Linked DNA regions of Homo sapiens: region 2 is linked to region 1. A link is an interaction called in ENCODE POLR2A ChIA-PET data of the cell type or tissue named here. Cell type or tissue: Panc1. All regions are shown on one strand. Links, peaks and the distances in the headings refer to the core of each region. The heading gives the core; the rest is flanking DNA.

The links. Peaks named below come from ENCODE experiments on the same cell type or tissue, not always from the same donor. Only the 100,000 strongest peaks of a DNase experiment are listed, where the experiment ranks them.
Region 2: POLR2A ChIA-PET joins it to region 1 with 7 read pairs; 4 of 35 experiments call an interaction of 5 or more read pairs at or near these places.

The regions. Positions count from the first base shown.
Region 1 is chr4:25,854,562-25,859,938 of GRCh38, forward strand. The region is part of intron 1 of SEL1L3 (SEL1L family member 3); the gene reads right to left. Among named protein-coding and RNA genes, the nearest start is that of SEL1L3, 5.7 kb to the right of the region's middle. In Panc1, for the core only: a CTCF peak has its summit at 3,008; no DNase peak of the experiment used is centred there.
Region 2 is chr4:26,019,302-26,024,678 of GRCh38, forward strand. It overlaps LOC124900689 (a long non-coding RNA gene), which reads left to right and starts at 1,896. Exons shown (of 2, transcript XR_007058093.1): 1 at 1,896-2,106; 2 at 5,194-5,377. In Panc1, for the core only: no CTCF peak of the experiment used is centred there; DNase peaks (open chromatin) are centred at 2,735 and 3,180; H3K4me3 peaks cover 1,401 bases; H3K27me3 peaks cover 539 bases.

The DNA of each region.
Region 1 (5,377 bases), core at 278-5,277:
CCTACAGCGCCTGGCCAATTATCAAGCTATTATCCCAGATAGAGTTTTGAAGAACAAAAGGTGACAGAAGATATGCTTTGTTAGGAGTTCTCATATAGGAGAAACGGGGTGAATAGCTCAACTGGGCATCATTTCATATGTGTGTAGTTGATGGGGCTTGATTCTGTATTTTTCTAAAAGGTTCCCTGGTGGAGAGTGTTGACATTTTGCTATTGTTTCTTTCAGAAAAGATCTAAGTCAGAGGATAACATGAAGTTAAGCTAGGCAAAGAGATCAAATTTTAAGGACTGAGATGGATTGTTTGACAAGTAGGAGAAGCTTGAATGACAGCTGGAGTACAAGAGAAGAGAAACTTCGGGGTGGGGCAATGTTTCCTTAAGTTAATGAGGGTGTGTTGGCCCCAAAGAGGGCCTCAAAATCACCCTGCATGGCCTGTGCAGAACATGGTCTAAACCCTTCAAGAAGGTGCTTTGAGGCACCCATGCAATGAAGGAAGCTGGCATCCGGTGGCTTGTAGCAGACCTGTGGGCAGCTGATTCACCACGAGTCGTGGCTACCTTTCCTATGCACAAAACCAACACTGATTAGCAACACATCACACTCTAAATATTGATTAAGCTGAAGCTGACTTCCTGGCTCAAGTCATGTGTGTGGTTATAAGCTGTTTCCTGCCAGGAAAATAAGGCAATTAACTTGAAGAGTTCCAGCTACAGGCATGACACGTGTCCAGCCTTCATAGGTATTTTCACATGCCAGGTTGCATTAACACAAGCTAAAAATTTATCTGCATGTTCCTTTGTTTAGAAATTATGAGTTCAGAGTCCATGTCATTGTTATGTTTCCAGCTTCTAAGATAGAGTCTGACACACAGTAAGAATTTAGTAAGTGTTTCTTGCTGAAATAAAGCACTGGGGCTGGGCACGGTGGCTCATGCCTGTAATCCCAGCACTTTGGGAGGCCGAGGCGGGTGGATCACCTGAGGTCAGGAGTTTGAGACCAGCCTGGTCAACAAGGTGAAACCTTGTCTCTGCTAAAAATACAAAAAAAAAGTTAGCCAGGTGTGGTGGCGGGCACCGGTAATCCCAGCTACCTGGGAGGCTAAAGCAGGAGAATCACTTGAAACTGGGAGGTGGAGGTTGCAGTGAGCCGAGATTGTGCCACTGCACTCCAGCCTGGACAACAGAGCGAGATTCCGTCTCAGGAAAAAAAAAAAGCACTGGGCATGGGCATTTCTGCCAGGTGCCTCAGTGGCCCTGAGGGCACTTGCATATAAACCAAATGACTTGATCAGTTTTGAGTCCCCACTGCCTTCTTCTTATACTCGTAAGTTCTCTTGTAAGGGGCCCCCATCATTTCTCTATTTTTCTCCCAGCCTCGTTAATTCCTTCCAAAGAGCCCTTACCCTTTGGCACCTCATTGGTCCCTGGGGATCAGAGCTGAGCTGGGGAACTGTGAGGTCAGAGAAGGTGGCACCTTGGCACCCACCTTAACCATTTGGGGCAAACTTCTCCCAGCTATTTGGTCCCTCTAGACCTTTTCAGACAACTGCCCTACATTCTAGACCGTTTCCATTTCTCCACACCAAAAATACAAATTAAATTTTTAAGATTTCTCATCCCTCGACCCTCTGCTGAATTCCTGTTCATCTGGCAAGTTCATCCATGTTACTGTGATAATGAAAAAATACTGAGGTAAGGTCACGTATCTGTATTTCTACACCAGCTTTGTGGAGATAATGCCTTAAAAGCACAGTCTAAATGCACCGCAACTCTAAGCAAGATATTTGGGGTGAAGAGGGGCATCTGTGCCCCTCAAATTATGTGGTTTAGGCAGCTACAATAGATGTTCCACCTTGAAAGCAACATACTGATCCATTTTGCACGCAACAGAGCTGGGCCCTGAAAAATGCTTGAGCCCTCAAATATGTTTATACCAGATGTGAGCCCTCATCAAAGTCAAATTTGACAACGTCATGCACAGTCACAAAACACAGATTCTCTTGCTTTTGTGTAAATGTGCATGTATTGTAATTAAAAAAAAAAAAAAAAAAAACAAAGAAATGGGCCAGTTAATGTGTGTTCATGATAGAAGACCCCAAATAGGAGATCTAAATGCATTGAACTCAGCCTGGGAATCAAGAAACAGATGAATTTATGTATATTCTGGATGGAAAAATAAAACTATCAATATGACCTAAACTTCTTTTAGGATAACTGCATTTGATTCCTTTAAGAAAATCAATAAGAAGAGATGCTATTCAAATAACCCTCCCTTGCTCAAAGAGCTGAGAAAACTTGGCTTTGTTCTCTATCTGGTCTCCACTTGGTATTTAAGGAAGGAACAGAGAGATTGGGAAACTTTAAATCATCCACATCTTGCTACGGGAAGTTCATTGGCATGTACACATGTCTGTGGGTGGGTATGACAAGAAAACAATAACTGTTTTTCTCATTCCTGACCTTTCTGCCCCATTCTTCTAAGAAAACTGTGGCTCATGAGGGCTTTCTCTTCAAACTGGCTGGATCACATTTTCCCTAGATCAAAAAGGTAAGTGTCTTGCCTTAAAGGGCCTATTTTTGTAATTTCTGTCTACTAGATATAAGCAAAAATTCTGTTTAGGTCAACAAAGCATGCAATTAAGCAAAATGGATGATGATGTCAATACAGACTTCAAAATCAGCATGTGCTTAGGGAAGAACTTCCCAGTTGAGTATTATTCCCTCCTAAACCTGAGAGCTGGCCAGAGCCACACCATCACAGTCATGATCAATATTCCTGGTTGTGTAAGATTCTCCCCCATACTATTTAATATGCTGTTTCTTCCCAACTTACATCACACAAAGCTACCTAAGCTTGGTTTGCTCTTATTTCATTGAGTACCTACTGTGTACTGAGCACTGGGATGGGTGTGTTAAACCTTTTTCTCTCTCTGACTTCTAACCTCCACCTCTCACATGGGACCTCATAGAACTTCTCACTTCTAACCCAATCCTCACAACAACCCACAGAGGGAGACAGCATCCCACTGTTACAGCTGAGGCAATGGAATGCCTTCAGAGAGGGTAAGTAACTTGCCCAAGGTCAACCAGCTACCAAAAAGCAGAACCAAAATTCAAATCCACATTGGCTGACTCCAAAGCCAGGGAAGGTGTGCCTCTTGTCTTCTAACAACACCCAAAGATGATGCCCTCAACTCACGTCCTTGCCTTTATACACCTGTCACCGCTTTCTGGCTACAGGGTTGGGGAATCTCATGACTTTCCTTATTCCCATCTTGAAAGGGTTGGGGCTAAAATGCCATTATGCCGGCATGCCTTGAGTTTGGAGGAGACAGATATTGCCTTAACCACAAACACACAAACACCAGACTCAGCCAGCTCCCCAGTATAACTAAGCCCTTCTCCAGGTAGAGACTGGAAACAAGGCCTGCCAAGGCAGAATCCCATCAGCCATTCCTCATGGGCCGAACACGCCTCCTGCCCCTCGGCTCCTTTCTCAGGGGAATGGCATGAGCCATTAAACAGGGTAACTGAATTCACTTTAGGCTATTTACGGTCTACTCCAGTCTATCCATGTTTCCAGCGAATTGCCTGGGTTATTCTCTCCTACCTGTCCTCTAGCTCTGACGCTTTTGCCAACAGGCAGCCAGAAGAAATAGAAGGCAAGAGGCCAACACCATGGCTTGGGAAATTTTAGGAGCTCCAGTCAGGATGAATATGGAAGCTATTGGTTGATGTGAGGTTTGGGGATGATCTCTATTTTCAAATATTCATAATACCTCTCCCTCAAGCTAGATAACTGCAGATCTCTTTACCTCGTTTTGATCTTCTCATGCTCTGCATTGCACACATAGTGAGGGGTTAATGAATACTCTTAGATGGATGACCGAGGGTGTGTGGCCACTTACAGGGAATCCTGTACAAGGCTCTGTCACAGCCGCTGTCTGCTAACTGTCCCACATGTATCTGTTCTGTTTTTTTGTTGTTGTTGTTTTGTTTTTGTTTTTTTTGATTTTTTTGTTTGTTTGTTTGTTTGTTTGTTTTGAGACAGAGTCTCACTCTGTCGCCAGGCTGGAGTGCAGCGGCGCGATCTCAGCTCACTGTAACCTCTCCCTCCTGGGTTCAAGCAATTCTCCTGTCTCAGCCTCCCAAGTAGCTGGGATTATAGGTGCACGCCACCACACCCAGCTAATTTTTGTATTATTAGTAGAGATGGGGTTTCACCATGTTGGCCAGGATGGTCTCGATCTCCTGACCTCGTGATCCGCCTGCTTCGGCCTCCCAAAGTGCTGTGATTACAGGCGTAAGACACCGCGCCCAGCCTCTGTGCTGTTAATGTCCTCTTACTTCTTTGTCCTCAGTCTGATTGTCTAACAAGTGCAGCTATCCACTCCGAACATTTCAACTGACAGCTGACATCAATACTGGCCATCCTGAGATTTATCTTTTCATATAAGAAAATATTATACTTTGGAGACCAGAGCTTAGAACGAACAAAATTGTTTTCTGGAAGTGCCATTATCACAGATAGAGAGCTGGGGCAGCCTCAGGCTGGTTCTAGCCAAGTTGGAAGAAGGTAAGAGTTAATGGTGTAAGAAAATAGCAAGAAGGCCCGTTGGGCAGGGAAAGTTCTGCGTGGGGCACAGTACTCAGCACCCGCGACCTCAGTGGAAGCAATTTCATTATCTTTTGCTTTCGAGGCCCTCTCCCTCTCTGAGGAGGCTCTCTGCATCTTGGCCTTTGGTGACCTCAGAATTTTCTGGCAGCCACTGGAACCAGGGATCATCTTTTCAGAAATCTGTTTGGCATCGTTCCGTGACTTATCTTTCAGCCCTCATCACAATTATTCATGCTTTGGCAGTATCCTAGCTACAGACACAGTACTCTTTTTGAGCTGATACTGAAGGTTACTCCGTCCCAGCCTATGGAGACGGAAGGCACCCACTCCTCAGGACCCTGACTCCAGGAAGCATGCTCCCTGTGAGGGCAGGTGCTTAAAGGCATCTATTCAGAAGCTGCTCTCAACCTCCAGCCCTTGTGAACAGGCAAATAGGTGAAGATAACACAAAACAGGAACTGGTCCCCAAATCATAGGCAATTTGGCTTTGGAATGCATTCCAAGGCACATTTGCTGTACACTTGTATGCACATTCATCCAAACTCAAATGCTAAACTCTACCAGCTGCCTCTGGACTACATAAAAACCCCAAACCTTTATCTCTTCATTAACGATGGCAAATATTTTCTGGCTTTACCTTTCTTCCCCACTTTAACATCCTGCTTCTATTCTGTGGCCTGCGCTTCCTGCTTTGTATATTTTAGATTACTTTAGACATGACCTCACATCCTGGCCAATTGCACAGTAGCTGCTAATTGCT
Region 2 (5,377 bases), core at 86-5,085, 160 kb after region 1:
TTCATCATAGAGGTGCTGGGTGTCTGCTACATGCCAGGCATTGTACCAGGTGCAATGAATTTTGAAACAAGCAAAAATAGACCCTTACTCCCAGGAGTTTTATCATCCACTGGGAGGGGCATGCAGGTAAATAGAACCCAGAAGTCAACTTGAACTTCAGATTTGTATTTGCATGTGTTTTCTCTGCTTTTGCCCGTTTCAACTTGCACACAGAAATCCTTCTCTTTAGAGTTCCGCATCAGACAAATGTGTCTGTAAGCAATATAGACTTTATGGGCAGCTTCGCAGGGGAAACAAGAAAAGGTAATATGGTACCCAGCACATCAATGGGCCATCGGGTCAAACAACCAGTCAGATGTTTCTGTTCTTCCAAAGTAAAGGTGTCCGAACTCTCTCTTGGAGGAGCCCCACCTTCAATAGTTCCCTCTCTCCCCTTCCCAGAACCTCCTTCAGAAGTACACCCCTCTCCTCTCTGTTATGCAAAGCAAAGCAGCTCTCTCCTGGCTCCCCCACATCAAAACATTTCTTCTCCAATTTACAAAATTAGATCCACCCTGCTTAGAAGTCAGGGTTGGAACCATCTTGTGCTATTCAATCAGGCACTTTGAGATCTTATCTCTTGCCTCCTGTCACCCAAAACAATTTATCAAATTGTTTATTCCAGCGTTCTCCCCAAGAAGATGTTTTGGAGTAAAAATTTTCTCCATCTTCTTCCGTTTACAACTATGTCTAAAATCAAGCATGTTGAATTTTGTGCAAGAGCAACAGGAAGGACTAATTTTTTTTTTTTTTTTTTTTTTTGAGGCAGGGTCTCAATCTGTTGCCCAGGCTGGAGTGCAGTGACAAAAATGACCTCTGGTTGTCCTCACTGCTTATTATATGCCAATTATAATGCCTTAGCAAGCAAAAGACACACCCACGAATGTCACGACAGTTTACAAATGCCATGGCAACATCAGGAAGTTACCCTATATGGTCTAAAACGGAGAAGAACACTCAGTTCCAGGACTTGCCCACTCCTTCCCCAGAAAACTCATGAGTAATCCACCCCTTGTTTAGTATATAATGAAGAAATAACCATAAGTATACTCAGTCAAGCAGCCCACACCACTGCTCTGCCTATGGAGTAGCCATTATCTGTTTGCTTTCTTAATAAACGTGCTTTCACTTTACTCTATGGACCCGCCCCAAATTCTTTCTTTTTTTTTTTTTTTTTGAGATGAAATCTTGCTGTCGCCTAGGCTGGAGCACAGTGTCGTGATCTCGGCTCACTGCAACCTCCACCTCCAGGTTCAAGCAATTCTCCCTGCCTCAGCCTCCCAAGTAGCTGCGGTTACAGGCGCCCACTGCCACTCCTGGCTAATTTTTGTATCTTTAGTGGAGACGGGTCATGTTGGCCAGGCTGGTCTTGAAATCCTGGACTGAAGTTATCTGCCCACCTTGGCCTCCCAAAGTGCTGGGATTACAGGCATTAGCCACTGCACCCAGCTCCCAAATTTGTTCAGGAACCCTCTTTTGGGGTCTACACTGGGACCTCTTCTGGTAACATTACCATAAGTGCCTTTTCTAGTTAGCTAACAGGAGGATAAAACAGGCCAAGCCTTCACCTATTCACGGCACATAGAACAAGAAAGAAAAAACAGTGGCCGTACAGTTTCCATTGTTCCCCCCAAATGTCTGTATGTCATTTATTACCTTGGTTTTGTTTGGCAGGGATGTTGTTGTTGCCTTTCACATGCTTTCGATCTAGACTAATCTCGGCACTCAGATGTCCCTTTGGCCTCACAGAGTAGGATGCCTGGAATCAGAACAAGCCGTGGAGTGCAAAGAAATTCCTCAGTCATGACTACATTATTTTGTTCTTCGTATCAAAAGCAAGCTAGGTGAGAGAATTCATTCATCTTTTACCACACTGCAAGGGACAGAGGCAATTTTTCTCCCAGGATTCAGGACTAAAGTAGATGATCTTCTGGACTTCTCTGTGACATTTCACTGAAATTGCATTTCACCGAAAACAAACAAGCAAACAAAAATCTTCCTTTTGAGAAGATAATCCCCAGAAGTTAAAAGAAAGAGTAGTAGTCCAGTTGGAAGTTGCAAAAAAATGTAAGTACACATGTCATTTGAAGGGGTGCTTGTGTATGTGTGTGTGTGTGTGTGTGTGTGTGGACTCTTTCAGTTGCAAGATAGAGCAACTCAACTACAAGTGGCTTAAACAAAATGGGGGTTTTATTTGTATTATAGAAAAGTCCAAGATAGATCAGTCTTCAGTCATGGCTGGATCCAGGTGCTCAGATGATGTCATATGAGTTCTTATCCCTCTCCCTCACTCATCTCTGGTTCAACATGACCACCAGCAGCCCCAGACTTACATTCTGCCAGCTAGACACATCCCTGGGGGAATGTGTGCTTCTTTCCCAGAAGTCTTTTTAAAAGTTCCAGGTTTGCATCTCAATAGCCCAAATTGGATTTAGTGTCCATCCCTACACCAATATGGGTGCCTCCAATTGGCCAGGCCTTGATCACACACTCCTGAAGCAGGGTGGGTTAAGGCAGACTCCAACCAAACTACATGGACTTTAAAAAAAAAAAAAAAGGATGATATTACCAGAAAGGAAAATGGTTTGGCAACAGCAAAGGATGCCTGTTACAGTGGAATGTGTATGTAATGGTGAAATAAATAAGAAGAAGAAAAGAAAGGCAGCTGGTAGGATGCTGGCAGAGGGCAATGAGCAGGTCTGTCCTAAGTGAACTCGGGTCGGCAGGCTTAGTTCTCAAACCGGTTGCCTTGATTAATGGTAAAAACAATAACATTTCAAGACCTGAAACACATCTCCTTAAATTTCATCAAAGTGTCCAGTAAGTGCTGATGTTTACGGATGTCACCGTCACCCAGGGTTGCTGTTTCCCCTGGACAGCCGGGTAAGCAGGCAGCTGTCTATCAGGACTAAATGAAAGAGGTTCGAAAGCCAATGCAGAAAAGTCGAGAACTTGGCTTGTGCAGTGCATCATAAAGGAAGGAGGGAAGAGGGAGAAGCCTTGGCAATTTGTTTTTAATATTTTTGCTTGTTTTGGATGCCACGAAAGCCTCATATATTGGCTCTTGACTAATAAAAACAGAGGAGAAGCCAGGCTGGAAACCTGGCTGTGTTTCCGTGCACAATTAGGTTTGTTTGTTTAGGTCTCTTTTTATTTGTTTTCAGATGACTCAGATATGAATACTGCAGGCCTTTCAAAGTGAAGTGTTCATATGTGTATTTTAGGTCTAGGGCTTCGCCAAGTGCAGAAAGACTTGGCTCCCTGAGGTTATTTTCCTATCCAGGGGTTTTTCAAACTTTCAAGTGGAGCTGAAGAATGCTGCTGCAAGCCAGGTTCTTTTTCTTAGCAGATCCCAGCTTGGGGTTGTAGGGGGGACAGGGATTGCAAACATACAAACACAAAAATCCCCAAACAGTGCACAAGGGCACCCATTGTGCTGATCCCGGCACTGCCTCTCCCTGATGGCTTTACCATCTGCATACTTCCGTCATCTCTGGAAACCTCTTCACGAGTCTGCCTCCCTTTCACCAGACAACCAAGTCCAGAGGTGGACTCTCCTTTCCTCTCTATCTGGATCTGTGTATAAACTGTTCTGCTTTCAAGATTCTCCTTTTTCATCGCTATAATTTGGAGTCTGAAGCCTCCTATAAAATGCAGAGATATTTACAATCTGGGAAGCTGCCAAGCATCTGGCTGAGCTCCTACCCCTAAGGGTGGTGTCTCCTGCAGGAATGGTTTGCTTCTGGCCAGTTGACCCAGCTTCCAGGGCCCTGGGAAGGGTCTAGGGAGAGGTTGAGCAGTAGTCTTTCTCCCCAGGATGAGCAGGATGCAAACCAGGCAATGATGAAGACCACTCTGGTCTCCTTTCTTGGAGATGAGACTTCTTTCCAGTATCCCTGCCTCTGCATTGATGAATCAGAGAATAGGGACAGCCTGAAGTGGTCCCAGCTGTGTTCAAATACTCAGGATCTATATAGGCACCAGAAGCAGGTTTCCTAAGCTCCCTGGAAGCTGGTCACAGCCTAAGAGTCTCTGACAGCCTCCCTAGCTCACAGACCACGTGAAACGGAAGACACTGACCAATGCATTAGCCAGAGAAGCACTTTCCTATGTTATTCACTCCAGCAAAACGTCTGGTAGCCAAGATTGCATTTTTCAATGCTCCTCTCCCTCTGAATTTGCCCCTCAACTCTTCTGCTTTTAAGACGCTCCTCTTTCAGTGTTGCAGCATAGAGGCTGACGCATCTGAAACTTTTAGGAGAAAGATTTATTCTGTCAGAATTCACATATTTCAGGAATGTCTTTTTTTTCCCCAAACCACTGTCTTCCAGAACTGTATCCTGGGGTCAAAGAAAAAATCGGTCCAATCTTGCACCTTCCACACCTACACTGCTGTGTCAGCACAGGCAGTGATTGGAATAATGGCCCTGTGTCATCTCAGCAGACACTGAGATAAGGATTTGAGTGCAAACAGTTTAGTCGAGCGGCGAGCCCAGGAAGCAACTCAGTGGGGAGATGACCCTGAGCGACTGGACCTCAATCCTGCTGGGGACCCTCTAAGAGGAGGAACAGTGGAATATGCCCGTGATTGTCCCACTGAGGGACAAGGAAGCTGGCTCTTAATGGTTGAGGGTTTATCTTGGCATCTTAACTCCTGGGCACTTCCAAGTACACTGCCAATCAGGGAACATCTTCAGGCAGAAGAGATGTAGAACTTTCCAGAGGCCACTTCCAGGGTAGGCTGAGGGGATTTGGGAAGGGCACCAGCCATGTCTATGGAGTCTTCTATACCCTAAGATGACATAAGGAAAGGACCAGTCATCAGAAAAAGACTGTGCAGTCCTTACTCCACCGTGCCTGCTGAGGCAGGGAAGTGGACTGCACTAGTTGAAACAACAGGGCTAGAAAGCAAAAGGTTTGAGTTCAACTCTCAGTTTGTTGTCTATTGATTTATTTAGCAAATATTCCTGGGCTGCTTGCTAGTAAGTGGCGAGTAGGGATGGTGACGGTTAAAGCTGGCGGTGAGCAAAGGTGAGATCGTAGGATCTAGAAGGCCATACTATGTTGCATAGCCAGGGCAATGAGGTATGCTTTTGATTATTATTCAGTTAATATTTATTTCATTGTTTCTTGTATCCCCCGTCTTCTTTTTAGGTTCAACTTCTTTCTGAAGATCCCCCTTTTAGTGGCTTTTCACTGATGTCTGTGAGGGGTAAACTCTCTCAGTCAAGAATGGATCCATTTTCAAGACTATTTATTCATTCATTCATTCATTCATTCATTCAGAGATAGGGTCTCACTCTGTCGCCCAGGCTGTAGTACAGTGGCACAATCATGG